Linked DNA regions of Homo sapiens: region 1 is linked to region 2. Evidence: chromatin contacts called from ENCODE Hi-C or POLR2A ChIA-PET data. All regions are on one chromosome and are shown on one strand. Each heading gives the region's core, a stretch centred on a gene start or an enhancer-like site at or near the end of the contact. The rest is flanking DNA. Distances are from core to core; before and after follow the strand shown.

Region 1 (2,569 bases), core at 1-2,500, 110 kb after region 2:
AAATGACAATGCTGCCTATAAGCCCAGCCCGGCCCATGGCAGGAGGAGCGGCAGCCCGGAAGCCTCACCTCCTCTGCTTAGCGGCCTGCTGCCCACAGCACAAGGCCCCGACTTCTCAGTCTGACTGGCAAGGCCTTTTCCACCAGGCCCACAGCTTGGTCCCAGGCGGGGGCTCAGCCCTTCCCTCGGGCCTGTGTGAATACTCCTCTCCCCTCCCGGCTCCACCTTTCCAGCTGGCCTGTCAGGAGGCCCCTATCCTGATGTCCCCAGCTCTCATCGAGTACCCCCTGCAGGAATCCACTGATTTCTCGCCTAACACCACCTGTGGTTTTATCTGGCTCCCCAGCCAGAGAGTACACTTCCCGGCGGTGGCCGAGCCTCCCCCGGGAAGACCTGCTGGATCTCCGCCTTCCCTCAGCGTGTCCCTTCCGCTCCTGGGAGCGCGCAGGTGCTCAGAGGTAGCTTGTGGGCCCAGGGAGCAGGAAAACACATATACAAACCCGCCCGCTGACCAGAAATGGGGGGAAAGAGGGAGGATGGGTGTATCTGTTCTGTGCCCTGGCCAATGACATGGCCTTCTGATCGGGGAGCGGATTGGGGAGGGAGAGTGGGCCCTCTCCTTGGCGGGAAGGGAGAGAGCTTCAGGAATTTCCTGGAGCCGCCTCGCGCTTCTCCAGCTCGTGGGGGACAGGCAGAAAATATTCAGATGCCCCCTTCCTGGCACCTGCTCTGGAGCCAGGCTGGGAGGAATGGAAAACCCCTGCGGCCTCCCTAACAGGTGCAGAGGGAAAGGGCCCCGACGGTGACGGATGGGAGTGTGCGCCGGCCAGGGCCTCAGGCCTTTGGAGGTATGGAGTTCCCGGGGGTGAAGAGAGGGATGAGGCCAGACTCTGGCTTGGAGTCGAGAGAAAGGGGTAGCGGCGCGGCCACCGATTCCAGGTAGGGCACTGCGGAAGCCCCACCCGGCACACGACTAGCGCACGGACGCGCATGCGTCCCGCCCGCCCAGGTGCGCACGCGCAGGAGCCGCGGCGCGACGGTCCACAAAGGCTCAGAAGGCCAGAAAACCCGGTACCACCAACCCTGGTGCAGCGGCATCTCCTACCTGATGCCGCCCGGCCCCGGCTGCGAGTCAGGAAGAGGATAAAGCCGACTAGCAGAGCCGCCGCTACCAAGTACCACACAGGCGCCACCATGACGAGGGCCTCAGTGCAGAACCACTGCGTCCACCCTGAGGCCGGGATCTCATAGGCCCCGCCCCTATTTCCCAATCTAGACTCCGCCCACTACTCGGAGCCCCGCCCAGCGGCACATCACAGAGAGGCTTTAATGTCAGACATTAAAATGAGTTTGGGGGGTGTAAAGAAACCCACAATGTTAAGAGGAAATTATAGCAGACGGTATGTCCAGTAGAAAACATCTATGTATGTTTTTTTTTTTTGAGACGGAGTCTCTGTCGCACAGGCTGGAGTGCGGTGGTGCGATCTCGGCTCACTGCAACCTCCACCTCCCAGGTTCAAGCGATTCTCCTGCCTCAGACTCCCGAGTAGCTGGGATTACAGGCGCCCGCCACCACGCCCGGCTAATTTTTGTATTTTTAGTAGAGATGGGGGTTTCACCGTGTTGGCCAGGCTGGTCTCGAACTCCTGACCTTGTGATCCACCCACCTTGGCCTCCCAAAGTGCTGGGATTACAGGCGTGAGCCACCGCGCCCGGACTATATATGTTTTAAAAATCACTAAACAATCCCACATAGTGTTTATGGAAACAACCGTGGAAAAAGTACGAAAAGAGGCTTGGGACTGATGCACACCAACTTCAGGATAGCGATTACCTCTAGGAGGAGGGAAGCGGGTTGGGGTTTTGCTGTATCTGTGACACTGAATTTCTTTCTTTCTTTCTTTCTTTTGAGGGGAAGGGGAGGGGAGGGGAGGGCAGTACTGGAATTTATTAAGCTTTTTGTATACATGATAACAGAAGTAAAGATTTATTTCAGGAGCCAGGCACAGAGGCTCGTCTGTTAACCCAATACTTTGGGAAGTCTAGGTAGAGGTGAGCCTAGGAGTTCAAGACCAGCCTGGGCAACATGATGAAACCCTGTCTCTACAAAATACAAAAATTAGCCAGGTGTGGTGGCATGCACCTGTGATTCCAGGTACTTGGGAAGATGAGGTGGGAAGATCACCTGAGCCCAGGGAGGTCGAGGCTGCAGTGAGCCATGATCATGCCAGTGCACTCCAGCCTGGGTGATAGAGTGAGACCCTGTCTCAGAAAATAAAAATAAATAAAAATAAATTCAGGACCAATGAACAATGGTGAGAAAGGGATTTGAAAAAATACGGGCCAGATGAGGTGGCTCTCCCCTGTAATCCTAGCACTTTGGGAGGCCGAGGTGGGCGGATCACTTCAGGTCAAGTGTTCAAAACCAGCCTAGCTGACGTGATGAAATCCTGTCTCTACTAAAAATACAAACAATGAGTGGGGCGTGGTGGCACATGCCTGTAATCCCAGCTACTCGGGAGGCTGAGGCAGGAGAATCACTTGAACCCAGGGGGCGGACGTTGCAGTG
Region 2 (2,851 bases), core at 224-2,723:
TTTGGGAGGCCGAGGCGGGCAGATCACGAGGTCAGGAGTTCAAGACCATCCTGGCCAACATGGTGAAACCCCGTCTCTACCAAAAATACAAAAAAAAATGAGCTGGGCATGGTGGTGCGCGCCTGCAGTCTTAGCTGCTTGGGAGGCTGAGGCAGGAGAATCACTTGAACCCAGGAGGCGGAGGTTGCAGTAAGCCAAGATCGCGCCACTGCACTCCAGCCTGGGCGACAGAGTGAGACTCCGTCTCAAAAAAAAATCAGCTGACGAGGGCCGGGGAGCGGCGGGGAGGGGATGCGGGAAGCCAGGTCTGAATATTTATCGTATCTCTAGAGGGGGGTTACATTAAACTTTTAAAAGAAATCAGAAATGAAAAGACAATAAAAATTCTTTAACTTGCAAAAATAACCTAAGTAAAAGGCAAAATAAACGAAGAAAAATATTTTTGACAAACTCGTTTCTATATGGAAAACCTGTACGGCAGCAAGACCTGTAGACTCGCATCTAGAGACGCTCAACCCTAGCTCCGTGTTCCAAGTGACGTGGCCTGTCGCACCCGCCGGGGACAATGACTGCGGCCCTGGGGTCCCACAGACGTTCCCTTTGCTAGACTTAAGGAAGAGCTAGGCCTGTCCGCGCTCCCAGCCCCCACGCAGCCAGACACCCGCGGGTGCTGAGATGAAGAGTGAAGTCACCAGGAGAGACAGGAAACAGCGCGGGCCTCGGGGACCCGAGGGCGCGGAAGCTCGGGGGCCGGGGTCGAGCACAGATTGGGAGGCGCAGCGCTGGGCGCACGTCCCCGTCGGCCCGGCGGCCCCTAATGAGGCGCGCTGTGCGCAGACTGCTAAGAGCAGCATGAGCACGGCTCCGGCGGCCCCCAGGGCCCCGCGGGTCGGCGCCACCCCGGAGCGCGGTGCCCGGAATCACTTAGCGCCATCAGCCGGGCGGCTGGGAGGGGGAAGCGGCCGATCCGGGCGGCTGGGAGGGGGAAGCGGCCGATCCAGGCGGCAGCGGAGGGGGCTGCAGCGGAGGCGGCCCCGGCTTGCACGCTCGCCCTTCCGCCTGCCCGGCAGGGCCCCGTCTGAGCCCCAGGCCCCAGGCCCAGCGGCGCCGCTCGCCGGTGAAGGAAACCAGCGCAGAGAGGCCGCGCTGCCAGGCGCGTGGTGGTCCGGGGGTCCACGTGTGAGCCTCGCCCTAGGCTGCCAATTGAGAGTTCCACCTCCGCCCAGAGAGACCCCACCTCACCCCTCCAACCTGGGGCGCGCGGGCCGGCGGAGGGGTCCTGGGGCGAGTGGGCAGGATAGGCCGCCGCGCGGGGTGGGCTTCTACGGGGTGTACTCGTTGCCTGTGGCTGGGGACTGAAATTCCCCGGAAAAGGAGACGGGGAGGACACACCTGGAGGGATAAACAGCTTGTGCAGGGATGTGAAAGAGAGAACCCAGCTGTGTGTGCGTGTGCGCGCGTGTGTGTGGTAGGGACGTCATACAGGACGCGTGGCCTACGAACGTGCTAAACCACTGGCAATAAAAACACAGAGTGTGGGGCCGGGAGCGGTGGCTCACGCCTGTGATCCCAGCACTTTGGGAGGCCAAGGCGGGTGGATCACCTGAGATCAGGAGTTCAAGACCAGCCTGGCCAACATGGTGAAACCCCATCTCTACTAAAAATACAAAAATTAGCCGGCCGTTGTGGCAGGCGCCTGTAATCCCAGCTAGTCGGGAGGTTGAGGCAGGAGAATCGCTTGAGCCAGGGAGGCGGCTGTTGCAGTGAGCCGAGATTGCGCCACTGCACTCCAGCCTGGGCAACAAGAGTGAAACTCTGTCTCAAAAAAAAAAAAAAAAAAAAAAGGAGTGTGTGCCAGCATCACTGTTTTAAGCCTTTTACGTATATTTTCCTCCTTGAATCACATAAACCCTGTGAAGGAGGAAGTATTTTTATCTCTATTTGCAGACAGGAAACTGAGGGGCAGAGAGGTTGAATAACTTGCCCAAGTTATTCAACGAACAAGTGATAAACAGCAGACCTGGGATTCAAACTCAGGCTCCAGGGTCTGTGCCCTTCACCACGCTACTGCCACAAAACCCTAGCAGAGCCGGGTGCTGGGGCACGCGCCTGGAGTCCCAGCTACTCCTGAGGCTGAGGCAGGAGGATGCTTGAGCCCAGGAGGTACAGGCTGCAGTGAGCCATGATCACGCCACTGCACTCCTGCCTGGGCTGCCGTGGGCTATGCCTAGCTGGCGTCTGCACTAAGTTCAGCATCAGCATGGTGACCTCCCGGGTGCAAGGGGACCACCAGGTTGCCTAAGGAGGGGTGAACCGACTCAGATCAGAAATGGAGCAGGTGAAAACCCTGTGCTAATCAGTAGTGGGATCCTGCCTGTGAATAGCCACTGCACTCCAGGCTGGGTGACATGGTCAGAACCCATCTTTGAAGGGGAAAAAAAAAAGATTGGGCTTGGGGGTGCATGCCGGTGGTCCCAACTACTAGCAAGGCAGAGGCAGGATGATGGCTTGAGCCCAGGAACCGGAGGCTGAAATGAGCTATGATCGTGCCACTGCACTTCAGCCTGGGTGACACAGTCAGACCCTGTCTTATAAAAAATAATAATAATAAAATATAAAATAAACAAAATAAAATAGCAGTGACTAAACCCCAAAGACATTTGTAATTTACTATAATTCAAGTTGGGAAGTGGGTGGTCCCAGGCCTGGCTGAAATTCAGGGATGGCATCTAGGGCTTCCCCACTCCTGTCTGGTACCCTCCACATGTCTGAGTGTCCCTCCTTGTGGCAAGGGGACAGCCACAAAATGGGTTCCCTCTTCTGAGCCTCTCCGCTCTCAGGGAGGAGAAAC

The links. A loop is a pair of places that touch in the nucleus more often than their neighbours do. ChIA-PET counts read pairs that join two places held with the same protein, here RNA polymerase II (POLR2A). Pooled maps may share reads with other maps.
Region 1: a loop to region 2 is called in a map of CD8-positive, alpha-beta T cell, with 18 times the contacts of the local background. The contact joins the promoter of DDRGK1 here to the enhancer-like site in region 2. A Hi-C loop is called at or near these places in 1 of 168 maps with a recorded cell type or tissue (CD8-positive, alpha-beta T cell) and 6 of 50 pooled maps. POLR2A ChIA-PET finds 5 or more read pairs at or near these places in 10 of 52 experiments (CD4-positive, alpha-beta memory T cell, HEK293, HepG2 and 6 more).

Annotation. Positions count from the first base shown.
Region 1 is chr20:3,203,432-3,206,000 of GRCh38, forward strand. DDRGK1 (DDRGK domain containing 1) reads right to left here and starts at 1,251. Exons shown (of 9, transcript NM_023935.3): 1 at 1,106-1,251. The coding sequence starts at 1,196. It also overlaps a transcript of ITPA not described here. RefSeq lists an enhancer at 943-1,162.
Region 2 is chr20:3,092,083-3,094,933 of GRCh38, forward strand. It overlaps the pseudogene RN7SL555P. Among named protein-coding and RNA genes, the nearest start is that of AVP, 8.8 kb to the left of the region's middle. RefSeq lists enhancers at 500-1,000, 1,001-1,501. Within about 2 kb of position 1,474, at least 3 of the 41 ENCODE cell types and tissues checked have a DNase peak (open chromatin) inside an H3K27ac peak, as active enhancers do; they include CD8-positive, alpha-beta T cell, where a contact is called at or near this core.